4 separate regions of the Homo sapiens genome follow, and regions 1, 2 and 3 are each linked to region 4. Evidence: chromatin contacts called from ENCODE Hi-C or POLR2A ChIA-PET data. All regions are on one chromosome and are shown on one strand. The core of a region is the stretch at or near the end of the contact, and the rest is flanking DNA. Distances in the headings are between cores, read along the strand shown.

Region 1 (3,946 bases), core at 792-3,291, 4.3 Mb before region 4:
CCTGCAAAGTCAAACCACCTGCAAAGAAAGCAAGGCGTAAGCTAGATTTAGAAGCCAAGCTACACAAGCTAGATCAGTATCCAAGTCCTAAGGGTTCTTTGTACTTGAAGGCTTGAGAGTCAGAGCTGTTTAAGTACTTTGCACAGAAGAGGAGGCTGATGAGAACCATGGCAATCAATCAAAGCATCCCAAGTGAGTTATTACACAAACAACAGCACAGTACCTCTAGTAACTGATTCTCCTGGCTGACTAAACTATTCAAACAAAGACAGATTTCCCAAACACTGGGAAGTTTTTGCATGAAAGTTAAACAGTATACATTTGTGTGTTTCTTAATAGAAATATAAATGTTTCTGTTCTACACACTGCCAAACACACACCCAGGGCACGTCTTTACAAAATGAAACAGGTTTTCTCCATCCTTCTCATATAACTTCAAGTATGAGGCAGTTCATTCCAACATGTGCATAACAGAGACTGCAGTATTTGGTGCTTCTCGGGTTCCAAAGAATGCTTTCTAGTTAAGCACTAATTTAAAATTTCCAGAAAATTTTTTGAAGGTTTTCTTTCATCTTATCTTAAAAGTTGAACTATCCCCAAATTTTCAGCTAAAAATAGACTGAGGGTGGGGGAGAACTACAAAATGTCATAGAATGTTTAGAATTATGCTGACAATAAACTCATTTCATTTTCTAACACCCTCCCCACCTTCCTCTCCTTGGAGACACTGTCCACTAGGTATGCCAAGTGTCAGTTGGGAATTTGAGGGTTATGTTATCAGCGCCGAAAGGAATCAGAATTCACTGACTTGGCGTCTTTCATCTTTACTGGCATAGGCCTGAAAATAAATCTCATGTGAGCTTTTAGTCCAACCTCCTGTTTTTCAAGGTGTCTGGTTTGGGACACAAAGGCTGACTTTCTGTTGATGAGGTTCTCTAAATTCTGGATTCCCACTGGAAAGCAGTCTGCCCTTAAAGCACCTGCCACCCTCTGTCGTCCTGATGAGGAAGGGCAGGCATTCTGGAAACAGCTCCTTTTGGAGAGCCTTCCACCTGATTTGGTGGGGTTAGGGAGAACAATGAAGGGAAGGGCAAGAGAGTCTATCTATCCCCCTCAGTGATTTATTGCTGAAATTCCTAGATGTGGAGAGAAAGCAACAAAGGTCTGGAAGCTGCCGACTGAAATAAATAGCGAGCTGTAATGTATTTAGCAAATGATAATGCAATCCACAGAAAGCTTTACAGAGGAGAAGGAAAAATACACTCCCTGGGGCTGGGAAGTCAGTGAGTCTTGTGAAGGCAGAGAAAGATACATTGTGCAGGAAATTTCTCTTGCTTCTCCCTACACATAAATCACTGTCTCTCGCGGGCGCTCTGCAGGGATGGAGATTGAGAGAGGCCAGGGACCCGGCTCCCTTGGGAAAACGCGCGGGCGCCCTAGCTCCCCGCTCTGCGGCATCTCACCTGCCCCCGAGGACCATCGTCAAGAAGAGGTTTCGTCGTGTCACTGACACCTCACCCCGCCTCCTCCCGCGAGGTGCCTCCGAGCCCCCGAGGACGCGGAACGCCGGGGCTCCCCGCCGGGCAAGCATCAGCATCCAGACCCCGCACGCAGCCCTGCACCCCCACGCCCTCCAGGGAACGCCGGCCCGCCCGTCCCCGGGACCTCCCGTCCCCTAAGCCAAGGCCCCCCAAGCCCAGTGCCCGCGCGCCACCCCTCCCTCCGACCCTGCGGCGGGACCCCCACCCCCGCACCTCTCCGCGGGGCTGGCTAAGCCTCCAGACCTCCTGCGCTGCAGCCGGCTCGGAAAGCCACCCCCAGGTCATCCCCCCGCGCGCGCGCGGCGGCGGCTACGGTGGCGGCGGCTGCGATCCGAACGGGCCCCTCCATGCACCGCGCAGGGCAGAGGAGGGAGCGGCGCCTCGCACGCCGGGGCTGGGGCGCTGGGCAGGGCGGGCGGGCGTGGGGTCCCGGGTCTCCTCGCACCTAGCCGCGCGAGCCGGGCTCCCGGGCTCAGGGGAGGGGAGCTGAGGGGCGGAGTCACCGGGGCGCGCCCCCGCGGCTGCGCTCCTCCCCGCCGGGGAGCGCGGGCACGTAACTCGGAGGGTGCTGGGCCGGCCCGGAGCACGCGAGCAGCGGGAGGAGGGACCGGGGAATGACTGACGGAGGCGGGCCGTAGAGGCCGCTGTGCCCCGCCGGCCCGCACCCGGCCGGAGTGTGCGCGCGCAGCCTGCCAGATCAGCGGCGGGGGCACGGGCCGTACCAAGTGACGGAGGGGGGCACGCTCTGGGCAGGACCCTCTCCTCGTCATTGACCTGCCTACTCTGCAAGAGAGATACCCCAGGGGAGCATAGAAGAGGCTTTTCTTGGGTGTAGGACAGGTAAGGGTGAGTTGCCTTACCAAGTCACGGAGATTCCCATCATGCCTGCACTCACGCTCCCCTCACCTTTCATTCCCTTGGAGAGACGGCTCTTCTGGCAGGTCTCCAAATGGTCGACTCTGTCCCCCGAGGCCCCGCCCTAGCCTCGTTCGGGCCCCGCCCTAGCCTCGTTCGGGCCCCGCCCTAGCCTCGTTCAGGCCCCGCCCCTCGCCCCGCCCCGCCCCTCGCCTCTACCTAAGTTCTCTGAGCCGCCAACGGGTGCATCCCTTCTCCCGGTTCTTGCCTGGTCTCTCTTAGGGTTCCAGCGGCCCACCGCTTATACCTCCTTCGCCTTTCCACCACTTTCCATGTTTAATTCCTTAGGCAGCTTCATCTGATTCCCCCACCACCACCCACCCGCCCTGCCTGCACATAAACGCAAGCAGGTAGCAAAACTCAGGGGCTAGGAGAGGCGTGGTGTGAGCCTTTGGCCCCAGAGTCTTTCCAACTCGTCCGTTGGACCTGCCCCAAGTTATCTGAACTCAATGAACTTCAGTTGTTCAAACAGAAAAAGGAAAAATAAATTTCTATTCAAAATGTTGCTGTGAAGCGTAAATACGATACTTTGTGAAAAGCACCTGCCACTCAGTGGGCATTCAAGGACTGTAACTTCTTTATAAATTGTTATTATTAGCAGTTAGCTCTTTTTTTTCCCCATCATCATTACTTACTATTAGCTTAACTACAAAAGGATCCCTAATAATAGTTAAGTTTATAAATACTCAGTACTGAACTTCAGGAGAAATATGCCAGTCCTCCCTTACCTTCTTACGTGAATTTTAAAAAGAAATGCTTTGAAAGTGTGGTATTGTTCAAGCAGGTTAGCTTTCTGCATTAGCTAGATTCAGGGTTTTTGTAAAGCCCCTGGAAAGAAAGTCAGTACAGGACGGAAAAAAAAAACACAATTTTTTTTCTTAAGACGGAGTCTCACTCTGTCGCCCAGGCTGGGGTGCTCTTGTTGCCCAGGCTGGAGTGCAATGGTGCGATCTTGGCTCACTGCAACCTCCGCCTCCCGAGTGCAAGCGATTCTCCTGCCTCAGCCTCCCAAGTAGCTGGGATTACAGCACGTGCCACCACACCCGGCTAATTTTTGTATTTTCAGTAGAAACGGGGTTTTGCCATGTTGGCCAGGTTGGTCTTGAACTCCTGACCTCAGATGATTCTCCCGCCTTGGCCTCCCAAAGTGCTGGGATTACAGGCGTGAGCCACCACACCCAGCCAGAAAAAAACTCTTAACTCTAGTTTGTCCTCCACTGTTCTATTGTTCACTTTTGGAGACCAAGAATCTATATGTTATTAACAAGCTATGGTAAACGATTTTTCATTCGGCAAGTAAGTCTTTCTATAGAGGATTTAACTGAAATGAGAGTTTTGTGTGGATGTTAATAGAAGTCTTGCAAATTTATTGTGGCTACAGAGAATTCCAGGTTCTTCTCCTGGGACATAATGCACTTTGTGCACCTCCAGATCTCACAGTGCCATTTGAATTCACTATGCCTACTGTTACTCATAGTCAGACTAAGAAA
Region 2 (4,205 bases), core at 1,445-3,944, 3.7 Mb after region 4:
CTGCGCAGAAATGTAATCCAAAATGACAAGGTCCTTGTCCAAGAGGAACTTAACAATTCCACAAGGATCCAGCACAGATGGGAGCTTTAAAGACAGCCCACTGCCCTCATGCAGGGGGGGAAGATAAAGGATTTTTTTAATGCCTTTTAATGTTTTAAAGTTTCTTTTACCTACTTCAGTTGTTAATTTTATAGTGACATCATGTTTTTGGTGTCTGTCTTTGAGTGTTAAGCCTGTCTTCTGTCTCCTCATCCAGGGAGGAAGTCAAGCTGCTCCAGACATCAGCACTCCACTTCACAAACTCACCACCCATGCTCTCTCCTGTGGGGACCTCAGCTTTGCACCTGGATGTGCCAACCTGGCTCCTGCATTTCCATACCCCAACACAAGAGTCTCAATGCAAGGGTTGTAACATGCCAGCAGTGTCTGTACAAGCAAACGATGGCACTCGTAGCATATGGAGGGCGTGGGGCAGTGGAGCTGTGCCTTCCCCTCTCCTGAGGCCCCTGGGCTTCGAGCAGTCTTCACGCTCCTGAGTTCTTTCTCAGAATTCCCTCCTAAACCTCTTAGCGAGTAAATGCTGCTTGCCATATCCTCTCTTCCTTTAGTCTTGACGCCTAAATACTCCACATCTGCTCCATAAATAATAACTTCTCTAGAGCTCTTTATAATTTACGAAGGGCTTGCACCTGTAGTTTCTCATTTAATCTTCTCAACCATCCTGCGGGACAGGGTTATTATTGCTCCTTCTTTACAGATAAGAACCTGAAGCTCAGGGAGATTTAGTGAGGGGCCCAAAGCCTCACAGCTGGACCCAGCTGAACTAAGCTGGACTTAACCGAGCTCTTTCGGCTTCTATATGAAATTAGAGGGAGAAACTGCTTCTCCCCACTGAGTTCTCTCCTCCCCTAACGTGTCACATCCCCTGCACCTGGTGTTCTGGGAAGCTCACATCTCAAGCTCTCTCCTGGACTCCTTATACTGCACAGAGCCCAGAGCTCCAGACACAACAAGAGGGGGTTCCACAGAAGAAGGGGAATAAAAGAGATAAAAGAGAGCCAAGGGCACCTGCTGCTCACTCCCGACCTGGGGACCAGGCAAAGTGGCCCAGGCCAACGTTAGAGTCCTCTGTGGTGGGGTCAAGGGTTTAAAACACATAGTGTGGTTTCAAGGGTTTCTTAGGGTTGATTTTTTTTTTCCTAGACAAATACAAAGAAAAATGAAGAAAAAATTAGGACAATGTCCCAGGAGCCTCAAGTAAAAACTAGGAAGCAGCTGGTGGTGGAGGAAAAGCCACGCCAGGGAGATAGAAATGGAGTCTCCAGGCCGGCTGAGGCGTGTGTTTAATGGAGGCCGGCTGTGCAGGTAGAGGACGGAAGTGTCGGGAGCCCTCCCTGCAGAAGAGGTGTGTCGACCCCACAGCTGCCAACGTGTCCCAGAATGAGGCCCCTCGTGAGTCTGCAAGGGCTGGAAAGCAAGCCTGCCCCAGGTATGCGTGGGGCGGGGGCTGAGCCTCCAGCGCCCCCAGTGTTCATAAGGAAGAGGTGCGTGGGAGCTCCCTGGGGGCTCAGGCCAGGGTCAGGAGCTGTGGAGAACTGCGACCACCCTGCTCCTGGCTACCTCGAGCCCACGCTGGCTCATTTGGCAGTGAGAAGACAAATGCCAGGTGGGGCTTAGGAGGAGGACGGTGGGGAGCATAGAGAGGTCGGTGGATGAGAAAGACGGGAGGGGACTGGGGCAGAGGAAAGGGCTGGGCCCCCAGGATGAAGGGGAAAGGCAGGCAGGTGATCTGCAGGTGGGAAGGAGAGAGAAGATGGGAGCAGAGAAGAAACCATGAGGCCAGATAACAGGGCAGAGAAAGGAGACGGAGAAGCCACAGGGGCTCGGGGAGTGACGTGACATGTGGGTCACCTGTGAGGGCAAGCACCCCAGTCCTCTCTTCCTAAAGGCTGGTGGAAACAGGGGGTAGAAGGTGCCGGATGCCTGCCACTCATGCCCTCTCCTGCCTTCCCCCGTCTCCCTCATCTCTGTACCCTCCCCTGGGGGCTGAGCCCAGGTTCTGCTCTGCTTCTGAGTCCTCTTGTCCCTCAGTTGCCACTTTCTGCGTTTTTCCAGACTCTTTCTGTCCATTCACCTGCCACAGACAAGGGCTAAAAATTCAGAAGCCAAGTTTCTGATGCCAGCTCTGTTCCTCAAATGCTGGGCCGCACTGGTGGAGTGCCCTCTAGTCTGAACTCCACAGCTGCTTCATTGATACCCCTCCCACGGAGTTGTAAGGGGATAATAGAGCGGATGAAAACGGACTGTAAAAGCACCAAAGGATGAAGACACTTTGGATCCTACGTTTATTTCCAGGACTGAAGCCCTCGGGTTTCTTTAAGAGGAGACGTCCTTGTGCTCGTCCTTGTCCTCGTCCTCCTGTGCACCATGGCTTTTGCTGTGGGCCTGACACACCTTGGGGCTGCCTTGTTTCAGGTCAGAAGAGGAGAACTTGTAGAGTGAGCCATGCTTGGGTGGAAGGTAGGTGGGCTCACCAACATCCTCTACACAATTAGTACAGACTGTGATCTGAGGTGGCGTCCTAGAGCTAGAGGCTAAGAAGTCTCATGCCTGAAGCAGATCTAGGCATTTAACACGCAGAATAAGCTAGGTGGGTTTTCAAGGAGCTGCTGAATATGCATGAGAGGCAGCAAGAGAGAGAGCAGGAGAATGAACATGGGGGAGACGCAGAGAAGCACACAGAGGCATGACTGATAAGGGCAGAGGAGGAAAGAAGGTCTCGGAGACCAGGGCATGAATGTGGTTGCACAGAGACGGGGAGAAGGATGGGGAGAAATGAGGAACAGGAAGAAGATTCCGAGAGAAATAAAGAGGCCGAGAGGAGCTGAGCCAGGCAGCCGGTGGAGCAGGCAGATGGAACAACAGAGACAAAGAACAGAGCCACAGAGTGGGCACACAGCAAGGCCTGGCAGCCAAGCCCTGTGGGTTTGGTGGGAGCAGATGCTTGTATGGGAGCAGCAGCTGATGGCCCCCAGCACGTGCATCCTTGTTGACTCCAGGCCCAGCACAGCCTCCTCGGCAGCCGGCCTTAGCCTGGAGGAGCAACCCTGGTCCAGAGAGGCAGACGAATGGCAGCCCTGCCCCGTGGGGGCTCCGGTTCTTCTCCTCCATCCTCCTCCAGGCTCCGCCCACCTGCTCCGTCTGCCTCCCAGGGCCTCGTGAATCCCAGGGAAGCCATGAGCTGCCACATCACGCCCGGAAGGAAGCGGGCTGCGTTGGAGGGGTGAGTGTGAACCGCTGCAGTGTGCTTAGCTCTTCCTCGGGTGGGAGCATGTGCAGGGGTGTGCACGCTGTGGGAGGGGCGAGAGGGGGAGAAACGTCTGGGCTGCACGGGAACTAGCGCCAAGAGGCTGGGACGAGGCGGGGTGGGGACAGATCCCCGGCAGCACTGCTGGCACAGCTGCCACGCCCAGAGCCCTCTCCACCCCTGGCTGCCTGGATGTGAGCATCTGCAGCTCCTTGCCGCCACCCAAGCCACCAGACTGCCATAACCTCTGAGCGGAAAGGATCTGAGTGGACCCTGGTTTTTGGGTCAGAGGAGCCTTGGGGCTTCCTTGACCTCATTCTCTCCAGCTGCTACCCACAGGCCATTTTCCCATCACTCTACAATAGTCTGGTGTGAGTGGTGCCCCCACCCCAAGAAGCTCAGAAGGGCCAGGGAGAGGGAGGTTTCCACCAGGACCTAGCCTTCGCCCCAGTCCAAAGGCAACTCCCACACTGCCCTCCACACCCCCTCAAGCCCCTCCACAAAGGACATCGTCAGAACACTACAGGGACACCCCGACATCAGGCTCCCCACTGTGCCTGGGGCAGTCCTCGCTGGTCCCACACCCAAGGTCAGGGGTGCCTGCCAGTGGCCCAAAGTGCACAAGAGGCAAGCCCTGGGAGGGAAGAGGGTAGAGGGGAAGCGGGTGGGGAGGACAGTGTCGATTGCAGGCGCAATCCGAGCAAAAGACGGGCACCACAGGAGCCAGATGGGCCAAGAAGAAACAGAAGTTCAGTAGGAAGAGACAGATAAACAGCAGACACCAAGCAAGCAGCCAAGCATATGCTTTGCAAGCAGGCAACACAAGCACCCAGTAGGGTTTGGGGGCTGGGGAGGGTACATGAGCCCACAGGGAGGGGGACATTAGGTTTGCTGTGGG
Region 3 (3,983 bases), core at 63-2,562, 4.4 Mb before region 4:
ATTAAACATTTCTCCCCTCCCACTGAATCCTGGATTTAAGAAATGGTGTAAGATGAACTTGACAACTAGCACCTATTTGTTTAAGGTGGAAAATGCAATGCTCAGGACTCAAGACCAGTTGAGATAGGTTTGCTTGGTATTGACTAGGATATTGAACCCTGAGGGCCTCTCCTCTTGCTTTTACAGATCTCATCCTCAGCAATCCCCAAGCACTAGATTTTTTTTTTTTTTTTTTTTTTTTTTTTTACAGGTACAGATGCAAAAAGAGTTAAAACATCGGGTTTAAAAAAAAAATTAGTGGCTGGGCACAGAGGCTCACAACTGTAATCCCAGAGCTTTGGGAGGCCGAGGGGGTAGAATCACCTGACTAACATGGTGAAACCCCATCTCTACTAAAAATACAAAATTAGCCGGGCATGGTGGTGCTCGCCCGTAATCCCAGCTGCTCGGGAGGCTGAGGCAGGAGAATCGCTTGAACCTGGGAGGCAGAGGTTACAGAGAGCTGAGATCGCGCCACTACTCTCCAGCCTGGGCAACTGGGCAACAAGAGGGAAACTCCGTCTCAAAAAAAAAAAAAAAAAAAAGTTGAGAGTAACACCATGTGAAGGAGACAGGCACATTCCAAAAGAAAACAAGTGCATGTCGGAGCAAGGCAGTCGGTGGCTGGAGCACAGTTAGAGTAACGTGGGAGGAGCTGTGGAGACGCAGCCACGGGTCACGCCAGGGCCCTGCACACCATGCAGAGGAAAGGAAGAGCTCAGTGCGCCAGGGTTTCATACAGCCGCTCTCTCAGGCCCCAAGGAAACGTCTAGAGCGCACAGGCGGACTCACCCCAGACTGTTCGAACCGTCCCTGAGCGCCCGCCCTCGTCTCCCGGCACCACTGGCCCCGCAGCAGCCAGTTGAGAAGGGCGGAGGCTGATTCCAATGAAGTGGCAGACCGTTAGGCGGCCTCTCCAAAAAGCCAGCTATGTCGCCGTTAGCCAAGGTTTGAGGGTCTTCTCCTTCTCTTCGAGGGCCCAACCTCCCCTCCAGATTTAGTACACCAGAGGCGTCGCAGCAACGGCTGCTGCCTGCGCGCCTCAGCTAGGCGGGCTCGGATATTTTTAAGGCCACATTGGAAATCCCGGGCATGCTCCCGCCGGCGGAGAAGGCCCAGACAAAATGTGCGCCAATCAGGATACAGACTTGGAGGACGTTTACCCTCAGGACCAATAAGAGGGAGGGCGGACCGGGCCAAGGGTGCCGGTTCGCTCTCCGGATTTAAACCTCAGCGGTCGGCGGTTAACCGCAGGCTCGGCGCGTGGGCCGGCAGTGCGCCTGCGCAAGTTACGCGAAAGCTAACAGAATCTGCGGTGCTCTGCTGGCGACTGGCAGGACGCGGTGCAGAGAGCGGACTTCCGCGACGCGGGTAAGCCGGGCGAAGGCCGGAAGCGGAGGGACGCGGGGACCTGGTGGCTGCCGGCCCACTGCGGCGGGAGCCCTCGCTCCTTTTCCCACCGTCGGGACGGTGCAGAGTGGCAGCTTCCCTCCGTGGATTCCAGGTCCTGCCTGGCGAGCCGTCCCCAACGTCTGCGTTCCTGAGGGAGGCGGCCGGGGCAGCGTGAGCTACAGGCGATGTGCGCGGCGGGCCGCAGCCCCTGGAGGTCACGGTGTGCGCTGGCCGCCGCCGCGGTCTTTGCCCCGGTGGCCTTTCTGAGCTCCTGGGCCGCGCCCCTGGGACCAGGCGGAGGCCGGGGACGGCCCCAGGGCTGGAGGGGAGTCCCGAAGGCCGCTAGCGACCTGGGTCCAAGCCACGCCCACGGCCAGGCGGGGCGACTGCGAGCTTTGCCGTTGAAAGGCGGAGCGTGTCTTGTCGCCTTCTAGCTGCACCTTTTGTGGACTGCAGCATGGAACCGTCCAAGGTGTTTGTCCACCCCGAAATGGAAATAAATCTTTTTTATTCTAAACAGTATACAATCTCACTAAGCAGGCAAAGAAAAACATTAAGATATCTTTTTAGATTGGTAAGATTTTTCAGTACCCCATGCTGCTGAGAGAGTGAAGAAATGAAAGCAAGCACCTTTATGGCCTGTGTGCTGGGGATAATCTGTTTTTCTAGAGGGCAGTTTGGCATTATAAATCAGAATTCAGGCCGGGCGCGGTGGCTCACGCCTGTTACCCCAGCACTTTGGGAGGCCGAGGTGGGCGGATCACGTGAGGTCAGGAGTTCGAGACCAGCCCGACCAATACGGTGAAACCCCGTCTCTACTAAAAATACAAAAATTGGCCGGGCTTGGTGGCGGGCGCCTGTAGTCCCAGCTCCTCGGGAGGCCGAGACAGGAGAATCTCTTGAACCCGGGAGGGAGAGGTTGCAGTGAGCCGAGATCGCGCCACTGCACTCCAGCCTGGGCGACCGAGCAAGACTCTTGTCTCAAAAAAAAAAAAAAAAAAGAGAAAAGAAAAACATAAATCAGAATTCAAGTAGTACCATAACTTCTAAGTCATAATCCAATTCCAGGAGTTTATTCCAAGGACATAAATCGGACAAGAATGCAAACATAGTATGTACATGTTTTTAGCAATCCGAGCAACATTTAGTACGTGTAAAGAAGAAAGAAAATACTCGAAATTTCATCAGTCACAGATAACCATCAAACACTGTTCACATTTAGGTTTACTTCAGATATATTCATAATATATACCTTATATTTATGTGATTTCCTTATAAAATGTGTTTTAAATAATTGCATGTTACAAATATAATAAAGTATGTTAATTTAAAAGAACGTCAGTTAAGCAGATTATACATTATTGAGTCAGTAATAAATTGGGAACACATTTCTCTGTCAGTGTCGATACGCATTACCATTTTTAATGGATGCGTGGCGTTTGTTGCTATGGCTGTATTGTATCATATATTATTTAACCAGTCCCCTACTAATGTACATTTGTTTCCAGTCTCTTCATAATCATAAAATGGTATGGTAGTGGTCACTTGTATGTATACATGTTTGCATTCTTGTCCAATTTATGTCCTTGGAATAAATTCCTGGAAGTGGATTATGACTTAGAAGTTGTGGTACAGTTTAAATTCTGATTCAAAATGCCAAACTGGGCCGGGCGCGGTGGCTCACACCTGTAATCCCAAGCACTTTGGGAGGCGGAGGCGGGCGGATCACTTGAGATTGGGAGTTTGAAACCAGCCTGGCCAACATGGTGAAACCAAGTCTCTACTAAAAATAGAAGAAAAATTAGCCGGGCGTGGTGGCAGGTGCCTGTGATCCCAGCTACTCGGGAGGCTGAGGCAGGAGAATCGCTTGAACCTGAGAGGCAGAGGTTGCGGTGAGCCGAGATCAGGCCACCGCAACTCCAGCCTGGGCGACAGAGAGAGACTCGTCTCAAAAAACAACAACAATAATAATAATGCCAAACTGCCCTCTGGAAAAACGGATTATCCCCAACACACAGGGCATAATAAGGATGCTTGTTTTTATTTCTTCACACACTTGCCAGCACCGGGTACTGAAAAAATCTTATCAATCTGAAATGATGTCTTAATGCTTTTATACACATTACTGAAATTGAACATGTTTTCTGTTTATTAATTTTTGTTGCTGTTTAGAAACAGACGTTGGCTTTGTGCCCAGGCTGGAGTGCAGTGGCCAGATCATAGCTCAGTGCAGCCTCAAACTCCAGGGTTCAAGCGGTCCTCTTGCTTCAGCCCCCATAGTACTGAGACTACAGGTTTATGCCACCACGCCTAGCTAATCTTTTTTCTTTTTTTTTGAGAGATGGGGGTCTTGCTGTGTTGCACAGGCTGGTCTTGAACTCCTTCACAGCCTCAAGCGATCCTCCCACCTCAGCCTCCAAAGTGCTGGAATTACAGGCATGAGCCACTGCGCCCAGCTGTTTGTTAGTTATTATTCGTTTGGTACGGCATCTGTCTTTTCTCCCCTATCTTACTGATAATGTGTACCCTTTAATAGCTTTCTAAGAGGAATT
Region 4 (4,348 bases), core at 1-2,500:
GTTTTATTGTAAATTCTGCTTGGATTCATAGAACTCACATGGACGCAATTTCCTTTTAATCAGTTCTAACGTACCTGTCATTTCTCGAGGTAACCCCTTTTTCTGATTAGGCCAGCAATAAAACGACTAGATGCAGAGTGATCCTCAGGAAGGAAAGGAAAAGAGGTGTGTGTGTGTGTGTATGTGTGTGTGTGTTTGTGTGTGTGTATATATATATATATATATTTTTTTAAAGAAGTGCCATCTTTTTCTTTCTGTACCAGAGAAAAAGCAGAAGGGGAAAGGAGGAAAAAAAACAGGTCTGAGCCTCCCGGGTTCGACCAGGTGAGAGGTGGCAACACTCCGGCCGCTCCGGGTTAGGGTGTTGGGCAAATGGGCGTGCAAAGGACGGGCAGCTCCCTGGAAGGTCGGGGTAACTGCTCCGGGACCGCGGGGCCCAAGGCCGGTCTCCTCCCAGAAGGATTAAATGCCACCGAGGGGATCCCGTGGGGTGTCTCCCGGCGCGGACTAGGCTGACAGACCCGGCTCTCCGCTCCCTTCGGCGCCAGGTGGGGGCCACGCGGTGTCAGCCACGGGCAGCGTGCAGGGGCCGTCCCCCGCGCGACCGGAGCCCGCCCTCCCCTCCCCGTTACCTGCGGGCGGCGGCGCCGGGCCCGGAGGCCTGCTGCTCCTCCTCCTTCTCCCGCCAGGCTGGGGCGGCGAGGCGGCGGCGGCGGCGGCCCGGGGGGAGGGGGCGGAGCGCGGCTCGCTGCCTCTCTCCTCCCCCGGGAGGCTCAGGGGCCCCTATCTCGGGCCGCCGCGCCTAGGCCCGTGAGCAGCCTGTGGTGGGGCATGGCGGCACAGCCACCGGCGTGCCCGCGAGTGGGAGTGCGAGGAGGCGGGGAGGGAAGCACCCCCAGCGCTCGGAGGGGCCAGAGGGGAGGAGCGAGGGGGCCCGGGAGCCGCGCGCTGGCGACCGTTGGGGACGGTTGGCCGAGGGCAGGCGGTTGTTTGGGGAGCGCGGCGACGGCTCGCGTGTTCCCAGCGGGGCGGGGTGGGGAAGGGGAAGGGGACTGAGGGGAGGGGAGGGGGAGGTTGGGAGGGAGCCGCCGCCGCGCGCGTGCGGCCGGCGCCGCCGCCGTTGCCGCTCCGCTCACTCCAGCCTGTTTGGGGGCACTTTGTTTGTGTCCCACAATGCTCTGCGCCGGCGGCCTGGCTGGGGAAGGGGAGGAGAAGGGGGCGGGGCGGAGCGCGCTCGGGGGCGGGGCTCGGGGCGGGGAAGGAAACGTGATGATTGCGCAAGCGCAGAAAATGGGCCCTCTTGGCCGTCGGGACTTGTACTGTTGGTGACTCCGTCTCCTTAGACGGTGGAGCCTGCGTGACCCAGAAAGGCCGTGAGTCTTGACACTGTATTTTTGCATATGTGCGCACATGTGCCGATTTACATTCACATGCCCCATAAGCCCTGTCCCATTTGTCCTTCCTCTAAGCCGTCCTCTTACCCAGTTCCCCTCTCACACCTGAGAAGCATTTCTCCGCAGGAGTCACATTTATAGCATTATTTTTTTCTTCGAACTAAAAACATAACTCCTATTTTCTCGGGTAGTTTTTGTAGGGAGGTCGAAATAGAAACACTTCAGCCCCTCTTCGGCGAGGGAGGTTAGTTGGTAAGGTGCCCATTGTTCACCCATGGAAACAGGCCTGCCAAGGGCCGCCCCGCAGACAGGTGAGCCCGCGCCCCCGTCCTGGGCGGACTGCGACATGCGGCGGGTGTCTGGATTGCGTGGCTCCTCGGGCCTCCTCGCAGTGCTTGCTCTCTTCCGTTCTAGCACTTGCCTCGGTGACCTGGCAGGACGTGCGGTTCTTGAGATGAGTGGAGAAACGGACTCCCAGGTCCCTCTCGTTCTTCCAACACAGGGACAGCTAGAGCTGCTCCAAAAATATACCCTACTTCTTCCACAACCGTGAATCTGTCATTTTTACTGCACCATCACTTACTTCCTGGCCTTCCCGGAGGAAGTGTGCGGGCCTCCCCGAAGTAACCGGTACCGCCCGGGGGGTTTTGAAGTTCTTGGTCAACTGCAAAATCAATCAACCTAGTTAACTCCTAGGGCCCTAAGTCTTGGCTTCCCCTGGCCAGGCGGGCGAGCGCTCTCCACACCGCCCCCGGAGGTCATAGGGGTTCCCGGGACTGCAGGCGGCAGCGCCCCAGGTGCCTGGGGGCGGGCGGGGTGCGGGCAGGTGCTCCTTGGGCGCTTTCTGTTTTCCCACGCCTCCAGTTTGCAAACCGAAAGACTTCTTTCCAGAGGGTTTTGTGCAAGGTGGGTGGACGTCCCGCTGAAGTAGAGTGGATTTTCCTTTTGAAACACTTGGCAACATCTCACATTAATTCACTCTGAGAGACAAGCAGCCAAGCACCTGAACACCCTGACACTTGCAATCTTCTTTAGGAATAAAGGCAATAAAAACAACTTCTGTTTTTATAGTCCTTCGCAGTTTCCAACAAGTTTTCAAGCATGTATAATGTTATCTAATCCTTACGGCAACTGTAATTCACAGGTTTTATCACAGGTTTCTATTATTATTCCCACTATCATTCTTATTATTCCCATTTCAGAGATGAGAAAAATCAGAAAGATGCGAACTAGGCCCAGAAACTTTTGCACTAAGTTTTGAAGAGGGGAAGGGAAAGAAGGCGGAATGCTTACCTGGGAGAGGACTGGCGGCCACAGAGCAGGGCTCAGGAAAGGGCATGAGCTGGGGCCCTGGTGAGGAATGTGTGAGAATGTATGTAGGTGGTAAGCAACTGGACAAGAATCAGGGTGGAAATGAAGTAGTCAAATCCTATCTACCTCTCCTAGTGCCTTTAACAGGATAGTCAATAAAAGACCATGAGGCAAGTCTTTTCTAAGTGCTTCTCCAGGGGCTGTGGTGGCAGCTCCTCAACTACTACACTGACACAAAAATTTGCTTTCCTTTGTAGTACAACTTGAAGTCAGGTAGAGGAATGCCTCTAGCTTTGTTATTTTTGCTCAGAATTGCCCTAGCTTTTCAGGGTCTTTTGTGGTTCCATACAAATTTTAGGATTTTTTTTTCTAGTTCTGTGATGAGTGTCATTGATATTTTGGTAGGGATTGTACTGTACCTGTAGGTGGCTTTGGGTAGTGTGGATATTTTAACAATATTAATTCTTTCAATTCATGAGCGTGAGATATCTTTCCTTTTTTTTTTTTTTTTTTTTTTGTTCTCTTCATTTTCTTTCATCAATGTGTACACTTTTCCGGGTAGAGATTTTTCACTTCCTTGCTTACATTTATTGCTAGGTATTTTATTTTGCTTTTTTGTAGCTATTGTGAATGAGATTGTTTTCTTGATTTCTTTTTCAGATTGATGGCTGTTAGCATATAGAAAATCAACTGTGCTGGGTGTGGTGGCTCACGCCTGTAATCCCAACACTTTGGGAGTCCAAGGCAGGCAGATCACGAGGTCAGGAGTTCAAGACCAGCCTGGCCAACATAGTGAAACCCCATCTCTACTAAAAATACAAAAAAGTTAGCTGGGAATGGTGGCACGCGCCCGTAGTCCCAGCTACTTGGGAGGCTGAGGTGGGGAATCACTTGAACCCAGGGGGTGGAGGTTACAGTGAGTCGAGATCGTGCCACTCCAGCCTGGCGACAGAGCAAGACTCCATCTCCAAAAAAAAAGAAAAGAAAAGAAAATCAATTGATTTTTGTATCCTTCAACTTAACTGAATTCGTTCATCAAAGTTCTGAGAGATGGAGTCTTTAGGTTTTTCTAAATATAAGAACAAGTCATCTGCAAACAAGGATAATTTGACTTCTTCCTTTCCAATTCAGTTGCCCTTTATTTCTTTCTCTTGCCTAATTGCTCAGGTGAGGACTTCCAGAAATATATTGAATAGGAGTGGTGAAAGTGGGTATCCTTGTCTTGTTCCAGATCTTAGTGGAAAGGCTTTCAATGTTTTCCTGTTCAGTGTGATATTAGCTGCGGGTTTGTCATATATGGCTTTTATCATTTAAAAACTTTTCTTCCCTTAGATTATTCCCTTGTCTCCTCTGCCTTTTCCACTTAAAAAATTTTTTTTTGGAGACAGGCTCTCATTGTGTTGTCCAAGAGTGCAGTGGTGCAATCACAGCTAAATACAGTCTCAAACTCCTGGGCACAAGCGTCCTCTGGCCTCAGCTTTCCAAATAGCTAGGACTACAAGTGCGCCACTGTGCCTGGCTAATTTTAAAAATTTTTTGTAGAGATGGGTCTTGCTATGTGAACTTGGGCTCAAGTGATCCTCCTGAAGTGCTGGGATTACAGGCATAAGCTACCATACCTGAGCCCTTTCCTGCTTTTCTTT

Evidence for each region. A loop is a pair of places that touch in the nucleus more often than their neighbours do. ChIA-PET counts read pairs that join two places held with the same protein, here RNA polymerase II (POLR2A). Pooled maps may share reads with other maps.
Region 1: a map of CD4-positive, alpha-beta T cell shows a loop between it and region 4 (6-fold over the local background). The contact joins the promoter of CDON here to the promoter of ZBTB44-DT in region 4. A Hi-C loop is called at or near these places in 2 of 168 maps with a recorded cell type or tissue (CD4-positive, alpha-beta T cell and CD4-positive, alpha-beta memory T cell) and 9 of 50 pooled maps.
Region 2: a loop to region 4 is called in a map of naive thymus-derived CD4-positive, alpha-beta T cell, with 9 times the contacts of the local background. The contact joins the promoter of LINC02731 here to the promoter of ZBTB44-DT in region 4. A Hi-C loop is called at or near these places in 1 of 168 maps with a recorded cell type or tissue (naive thymus-derived CD4-positive, alpha-beta T cell) and 5 of 50 pooled maps. POLR2A ChIA-PET finds 5 or more read pairs at or near these places in 1 of 52 experiments (naive thymus-derived CD4-positive, alpha-beta T cell).
Region 3: a map of naive thymus-derived CD4-positive, alpha-beta T cell shows a loop between it and region 4 (16-fold over the local background). The contact joins the promoter of HYLS1 here to the promoter of ZBTB44-DT in region 4. A Hi-C loop is called at or near these places in 1 of 168 maps with a recorded cell type or tissue (naive thymus-derived CD4-positive, alpha-beta T cell) and 8 of 50 pooled maps. POLR2A ChIA-PET finds 5 or more read pairs at or near these places in 1 of 52 experiments (activated T-cell).

What each region holds. Positions count from the first base shown.
Region 1 is chr11:126,060,825-126,064,770 of GRCh38, forward strand. CDON (cell adhesion associated, oncogene regulated) reads right to left here and starts at 2,042. Exons shown (of 20, transcript NM_001378964.1): 1 at 1,755-2,042. RefSeq lists silencers at 1,800-2,469, 2,540-2,629.
Region 2 is chr11:134,029,578-134,033,782 of GRCh38, forward strand. It overlaps LINC02731 (long intergenic non-protein coding RNA 2731), which reads left to right and starts at 2,695. Exons shown (of 3, transcript NR_027276.1): 1 at 2,695-3,283. RefSeq lists enhancers at 1,559-2,058, 2,759-3,486, 3,487-4,205.
Region 3 is chr11:125,886,356-125,890,338 of GRCh38, forward strand. It overlaps HYLS1 (HYLS1 centriolar and ciliogenesis associated), which reads left to right and starts at 1,313. Exons shown (of 3, transcript NM_001134793.2): 1 at 1,313-1,410. RefSeq lists an enhancer at 1,021-1,070 and silencers at 1,211-1,260, 1,351-1,400, 1,501-1,890.
Region 4 is chr11:130,313,743-130,318,090 of GRCh38, forward strand. It overlaps ZBTB44-DT (ZBTB44 divergent transcript), which reads left to right and starts at 1,251. Exons shown (of 7, transcript NR_148980.1): 1 at 1,251-1,373. It overlaps ZBTB44 (zinc finger and BTB domain containing 44), which reads right to left and starts at 1,175. Exons shown (of 8, transcript NM_001301098.2): 1 at 633-1,175. RefSeq lists enhancers at 329-378, 1,539-1,638, 1,809-1,908 and silencers at 469-1,298, 2,209-2,268.